Linked DNA regions of Homo sapiens: region 1 is linked to region 2. Evidence: chromatin contacts called from ENCODE Hi-C data. All regions are on one chromosome and are shown on one strand. The core of a region is the stretch at or near the end of the contact, and the rest is flanking DNA. Distances in the headings are between cores, read along the strand shown.

The links. Hi-C counts contacts between places; a loop is a spot of excess contacts on that map. Pooled maps may share reads with other maps.
Region 1: a map with no recorded cell type shows a loop between it and region 2 (4-fold over the local background). The contact joins the enhancer-like site here to the promoter of PLD5 in region 2. A Hi-C loop is called at or near these places in 1 of 168 maps with a recorded cell type or tissue (MCF 10A), 1 of 37 single-sample maps with no recorded cell type and 7 of 50 pooled maps.

Annotation. Positions count from the first base shown.
Region 1 is chr1:243,314,644-243,318,274 of GRCh38, forward strand. It overlaps SDCCAG8 (SHH signaling and ciliogenesis regulator SDCCAG8), which reads left to right. Exons shown (of 18, transcript NM_006642.5): 9 at 2,112-2,250. Among named protein-coding and RNA genes, the nearest start is that of MIR4677, 30 kb to the right of the region's middle. RefSeq lists a silencer at 1,724-2,018. Within about 2 kb of position 1,913, at least 2 of the 41 ENCODE cell types and tissues checked have a DNase peak (open chromatin) inside an H3K27ac peak, as active enhancers do.
Region 2 is chr1:242,522,266-242,526,027 of GRCh38, forward strand. PLD5 (phospholipase D family member 5) reads right to left here and starts at 2,432. Exons shown (of 10, transcript NM_001372062.1): 1 at 1,823-2,432. The coding sequence starts at 2,011.

The DNA.
Region 1 (3,631 bases), core at 663-3,162, 790 kb after region 2:
GCAAGTTTGTTAGATTTTTATCCTGTTGTGGATCTGTCTGTTTGCATACTTATAAACACTGAGCTTTTTTGATCATTCTTTTTTGAGATGGAGTCTTGCTCTGTCACCTAGGCTAGAGTGCAGTGGCACGATCTCAGCTCACTGCAACTTCCACCTCCCAGGTTCAAGCAATTCTTGTGCCTCAGCCTCCCAAGTAGCTGGGACTACAGGTGCGCACTACCACACCCAGCTAATTTTTGTATTTTTAATAGAGACAGAGTTTCAGCATGTTGGTCAGGCTGGTCTGGAACTCCTGACCTCAAGTGATCCGCCCACCTCGGCCTCCCAAAGTGTTGGAATTACAGGCGTGAGCCACTGCGCCTGGCCTTTTTTGTTCATTCTTTTTCCTTGGAACTTTGGCTTTGGTGACTGCATGGTATCAGGAACAGATAAGAATCTCATTGAATAGTTACTTTTGCTCTTCATTAAGTCTTAGTGATTTAAGAAAGGTGACTGTAAGATGCCTATATTGACTTGCTGTCCTTAAAGAGTGAATTTTTCTTTTCTTTTAGAATCATAGATCCTAACTGGATTGCATATCCTTGATAAAGCTAGACCCCTTTTACGTTATAGAACTTTTATGGAAATGCAAATAGACACATATTCAATTTTGCTGGTGTTTATTTTTTTACTTAACTAGGATAATTTAATCTTGCCTTGATTCTTCCACTTTTTTACATAGTAATTGTGTTTGATTATATTCGATTAAAACAATTTACTTCTTTTTTCATTTCCTTGGAAGAAAAATTATTTTTATCAATTTAAAACAAATCAGGAAATTCTAAAGTGAAGATCACTCTGCTTCCATGAATTTTATATTTGCAGCAACTTATTCTTTTTTAAACAAAAAGGGCTTTTATGAAACTGCTAATAATTGTAACTTTGTTCAGTATTACATGTTTCTTCAAATGTGGCTGCTTTCCAAATACCACAAATAGTTTATTTTACCTTTAAGAGATGTTTTAAATTGAATCATTGGTTAATTCTGAAAGTAATTCAAGCAGAGTTTATAATCCTCTACACTATGACTCTTTAAAACTTGCTAATTAAAAAAAAATCATAGTTGGCCCTTTTCTCATAGTTTAGACCTTGGCAATGAAAAGGAAACTGCAAGCATTTATTTCAAATGAATTTGAAACCGTGGTTTAGTCTTCAACTCTTTAACAAAACAGGGAACACCATATGTAACAGTCCAGCATACATTTTTTGCTTTTTATGTCTTGAAAGTTTCCTGCCTCACTTTCTCTTTGTCTACTGGATATTTTTATTCAGTTGATAAATTGCAAATATCCTAGAATATTTTATATGGGACTTATTTAATCAATGAGATTGTATCCTTGCTATTTTACATGCCAGAGCATTTTGGCATTTGGTTCACTTCTACTCCCAATAAACAGCTTAGGATAGAGTACTTCTGAGAATTGCTGAAGAAGGGTGGGTCTTGGCAATGATCAAACCCAGTGGGATAAGATTGTGTTAAATTGTGAATGTTATATGCATAGCCAGGAGATTGGAGGAGTTCAACAGTACTAATCATTGAGCAACAACAAGTGTTCATAAGTAACTGAAAGAATGTAATTGAAAGAGAAGTGCAAAAAAGAGGATTGTGGAGAAAGATAAAAAGGAAAGGACATATATTTGTTCAAGTAAATGAGAGGAGAATCTGCTGCATGGACAAAGCCTCAGTCCTTCCTTAAAATGTTGACTGCTACCTTGATTTACAATTCGTACCTTCCCTACTTTGCTGCATTTTTCCTTTTCAGCACCTCCCCCCACTTTTAAAAAACTAATTTGCTCTTCTCTGGGCTTTCCCCTGCAGCCCTCTCCACAATAGATGATTGTCCCGCACAGATGCCGTCCTGCCACGAAGGCTCTTAGCCTTTCTGGCTGCTCCGCCCGCCGCTCGCCAAGTGAGGACAGAGGGTCTTTCTCTGGGGTGTGCTTTATTTCATATGTGCTCAGCCGGCCTACCCTGGCTCTTCTAATACATATTAATGCTTTTCTCTCCCTGACTTATGAGGACAGGATCGTTTGATCATTTCTTGTTTTGAATGTTCTTTTTGTGCTGACAGAGAAAGAGATGACTTGATGTCTGCACTAGTTTCCGTAAGGAGCAGCTTGGCAGATACGCAGCAAAGAGAAGCAAGTGCTTATGAACAGGTGAAACAAGTTTTGCAAATATCTGAGGAAGCCAATTTTGAAAAAACCAAGGCAAGTCTAATAAGATGCAAATAAAAGTGTCTTTCTTTTTTTTTTCTTTTTTCTTCTGAGTATTTATTTGGTTATTCTTCTATAACTAAACTTTGTTTTTCAAACACACAAAGTGAATTATCAATCTGTTAATGTTGACTTTTCTGAATTAAACAAATTTGCTATTTGGAGAATTCTTACTGCTCTGCAAATACTGTTGTTGTATCACTGTTCAGAGAATGTAGTACAGTATAATACTTTGAGAGACCTATATGCTTAATCTTTTTATTTGCTGATAATTTGCAATGCTGCAAAAATCTTAACACCCAGGCATTAGTTTGTATGTGTTCGTATATGACTAAAGACAAATGTTTTTCCTCAATAATTGGGAAGTTTTGAGAAAATCCAAATATACCAAAGACAATAATATATACATATTTAGTAGCATTTTTTTTTTTTTTTTTTTGAGACAGAGTCTTGCCCTGTCGCCCAGGCTGGAGTGCAATGGCACGATTTCGGCTCACAGCAACCTCTTCCTCCTGGGTTCAAGTGATTCTCCTGCCTCAGCCTCCCAAGTAGCTGGGATTACAGACACGGGCCATCATGCCCAGCTAATTTTTGTATTTTTAGCAGAGATGGTGTTTCACCATGTTAGCCAGGCTGGTCTGGAACTCATGACCTCAGGTGATCTGCCCATCTCGTCCTCCCAAAGTGCTGAGATTACAGGCGTGAGCCACTGCGCCCGGTCTTAGTAGCATCTTTGAGTCTGGACTTACTGTAAGGTAACTCAAACATACTTAATGAGAATAACAGTTTATACTTAGTGATCGGACGGTGTTATAGGCACTTTGAAGAATAGGAGGTTACTGTTGATTCATTACTGTATTTGGGGGCCACACCGTAATCCGTTAAAGTTGCATGTATTTTCCCTAGACACACTAGCATACAATTCAAGTTCTTAATGGCCACGTGTAGCAAATATTGGACAGTGCAGATATAGAGCATTTTCATTATCATGAAAAGTTTTGTTGGATAGCACTGGTCTAAACCATATATGAATCTCAGTGTTTTATTAAAATATTAGGGCTACATTACTGAGTATATGCCCAGAGGAATATAAATCATTCTGCTGCAAAGACACATGCATGTGAATTGTCATTGCAGCACCCTTCACAATAGCAAACGTAAACGATGGAATTGATGGAATCAACCGAAATTGACGGAATCAATCTAAATGTTCATCACTGACAGATTGTATAAAGAAAATGTGGAACATGGACACCATGGAATAGTATGCAGCCATAAAAAGAATGAGATCCGATCTTTTGCAGGAACATGCATGGAGCCGGAGACAGTTATCCTTAGCAAACTAACGCAGGAACAGAAAGCCAAATACTGCATA
Region 2 (3,762 bases), core at 1,182-3,681:
GAAGAAAGCATAGATGCTCACACGCTTTCAAATAACCACATCTTCCTTTCCCTGGTCTCCAATCCTCAGAGGAGGCTGAGCATCCCATACTCATGCAGAAAGGTGAGACTGCTGTGGCACACATGGTATGACTTGATACTTTCAATGAAAATCTAAAAGTGAGAAAGCATTTAAGTATAATGCGTGCACCGCTCATGACTCAAGACATAGTCATAGAAGGCTGCACCACTGATTTTCAGTAAGAGAATAAAGGAAATAGACCAGCTAAAAGCACAAACTGCAAAAGAACATACATTCAGAGTGAAACTAAAACGAAGATACGTTCTATCACCCTCCCAAGGCTAGACTGTTATCCCTGATACTAAAATCAGCCACATCATTGGTTGATTACATGCTCTTTGCATGTAATGCATAAAGATGCTGTTTGCCCCCTTTAAACTAATAACACCACCAGCCCCTTCACTAATTCTGGAGAGGGCATGTTTAATGGATACGTTGCCTTTCAAACAACTTGCCATCCTAGAAACCTTCAGCGACTTCCATAGTCTTAAGGATATGAGGCATCCCTTTGACATTAGCAAATGGCTCTCTACACATAAAATAGTGCTGTTATCCAACTCAAAGCTTCATATTAGAGCTTTCAGTGACTTCATCAGGCCCTCAGAAAGCAGGCACAGACCTTCCTTTCAGATTATTATAATAGAGAAATGCCCCTTCTTCGCGTGTTTCCTCCTGGGAAGAAGCCTGTTGGTGCTGCAGAGCCCAGGAGGAGTGCTTTGGGGGGCAGATGGGAAGCAGGTCGGTGCAGCAGTTGGAAATGCGTGAGTTCCAGGAGTTCTTGGTCTTATCTTTTTTATCATTGTTGGCGTCCTGACCCAAATACAAGGAAACCTCCACATTCCATTAGCAGACTCAATTTGGATTCTGCAGCTCTGCAGGGAGAAATAGCATCTTCTCCTTAGCTAGTTGTGCTGCACTCTTGAGATAATTCTCTTAGTTTAATTTTAACATTTGGTTTAAGAAGATGCTGATGGATCAAATTTGAAACTGTGGATCCACTAAACGCCTTTTTAGAAGGTTTTTTTTTTTTCTTTCAAAATAGCAAGCCTTAGGAGCTCAACTCCAGAGCCAATTCACTTCGCGTGAAGTCGGCACTCCTTGGGAGTAGAGGTCCCCTCTCACCGGCTCCCACCCTCCAGAGGGGAGGATTTCTGGGGAGCCCGACGATCCGCTCGCTTTTAGCCTTTCTCCTTGCAACGCGCAAATCTCTCCCTAGTTGGGCTCAAGTAGAGAGGATCACCAACTGCTCATCCCAGCGGACACTCTGCAAAAAACTCTAATGGCTTGTGCGCGGGTCCACGCTGGTCGCTAGCGGCGCCAACTTTACTCATTCGTTAATTTGCTAGTTTTTGGACTGAGTAAAACAGCCCCCAAAGACGCGGGCAAACGCCGCTCTAAAGCCCACTACCATGCAACGCCAGGTTGCTCGGAGCCACGCTGGTGGCACTTCCCCTTCGTGCTCACTCTGCACAGGCACCTCCAGAACCCCGTGCAAATGAACCCTACCGGGAGACGCAGGTGGGCAGGTCGGGTCGGCAGGGACCAAGAGCCTGAAAGGGAACCTGCCCTCCCCTCCCCGCAGCCCGGTCATTAAGGCAAGAAACTGCAGGCAGAGAAGCCCCCGAATCCGACCTAGGACGTCGGCGCCTGCCAGGATCCCCTCGCCTGCCCCCCGCGCCCCGCGCGCGCTCATGCCACCACCACGGGGAGGGTGCATGCGGCAGGTGCCTGGCCGAGGCCCCCGGGAGCGAGTCGCCCTTACGTGCTCCAGCTTGTCTTTCCTCCGAAGCCAGACGCTGGCGCTGTAGTCCTGCTGCTTGACGCTGCTGTAGAAGTTCGCGCCCACTCGGGTCAGGCTTGGGGAGGGCTCCTTGGGGCGGCTTTTGAGCCTCATCTGCTCGAAGCCCTCATGGGGGGAGGCCGAGAGCCACTCGTGCTGCCGGATCTCCATCCTGACATGACCGGGCGGCCGCCGGCGAGCAGCGGACTCGGGACGGGCGCGCGGGGAGCCGGGCGCGGAGGGCGAGCGGGAGGCCCAGCGGGAGCCGGAGGTGGAGCTGGAGACTGAGCTGGAGGAGCTGGAGGAGCGAGCGGGCGCGGGGAGCGCGGGGTGCTGAGCGCCAGCTGGGAGCGCGGCCGGGCGGGAGGGGGCGATCGCGGGAGGCGCGGGGCGGAAGGAGGGAGGGCGAGGTGCGGGCGGGGGCGGGGGCGGGGGCGGAGGGGGACGGACGGGGAGAAGGGGGACGAGAGGGGACAGGGAGGGAAAGGAACCTGCTCCGGGGAGACAGAAGTGCCCGGTGCGGCGGCGACGTCGCCCGGCGGCTGCGGTCCCGAGCGGGCGCTCCGCTCGCCGGCTCCTTGCGGCACCTACTGGGACCCGGGCCGGCTCCCGGGGCGGCGGCGGCGGCGGGGGTGGGGTGCGGTGGGAGGGGCCGCGGCTGGCCCAGCCAGCCCGCGCCTGCAGGTTGGTGCAGTGAGGAGCCGCCGCCGCCCCTCCCGCCGCGCCCAGGCCCGGGCGGCCGCGCTCCCGCTCCGCACCCGCCTTTCCCGAGCAGGCTACACCTCTCCCTGGCGCATCTTTACTGGAAAGCCGGCAGGCGAGGGGAGAAGTGAGCGCCGTCTCCGCGCCTCCTCGGTCCTGCTGGCTGAGCGCGGGGATGGCTCCGGAGGGAGACACTCAGGAAACCACCTCCGCCCTTCCCCCATCTCTATCCAGCGGCGCCCCCTCACCCTGCCCCCGGCTCGCTTGGGCTGCGCCTTCCCCCATTCTGAAAGTTCACTAACTTCCCACCCCAAGGGACTTAGAGCAGAGGGTGCCCAGCATTCCCCCCTGAAAATAGCCGAGAGACATGTGTTTTCTGGAGCCGTACACGCTACTTTCATCCGATGGTGTGGCGATGCAAATACGCCCGGGGGCAGTAGCCCCTCGGGCAGGCACGCGGGACCGGTTGCTCCCCAGCCCTCGGTGTCCACCTAGAACCGGGCTCCCCGGGCCGCACCCATTCCGATCCTGGGAGGGTGATCCAGGGCTCCTCTGCAACGCTCCGCTTGTGCGGTGACTGTTCCTTAGGTGGACGTGGCCCAACTGCTGTGCATTTGTTTCTTTTCTCTGTTTCTAGGCCCCTAGGGTCCAGGCTTTTCCTTCGGGGCCCAGCCAAGCGTGATGATTATTAGGAATAGGGTGGCTTGTTCGCGATTAAATCTTCAATCTCTTCATCTTTTGCTATCTTTGGAGTCAACCTCTCGAAACATTTTTTGGTTTTATCTAAATGCTAAACAGCTGGTGTTCAGGGTGTCTCGTGTCTGGTTAAAAGCTTGGGAAGTGTATGGAAGCTGGAGAGGTATACAGGGGATTTTAGAGGGTGTTGCCAAGGGTAAACTGAAGGCTCTCTAGCCCTCGGCAGAACTGCCCTACTTGAATGACGGTTTCAAAGACATTCTGGCTGGGATTTCACAAACTTTTAGGAGGACAGGGATTGTGTTTCATATCTTTTCAAAGTCTCCATTTAAAAAAATGGTATAGTAAAAATAGTAGTTGAAATAAAATCCTGTGCACATTCAATATGGGGATGAAACAACTAAACACAAATACACACATTTTGGTTGTGCTAGGTTGGTTTTCTTAGGAGCTGAACTATATTGTGCAATAGATGCCCCGACCTGTGGGCTATCTCTAAGTCTCATGTTATCCTGCAAGATAAA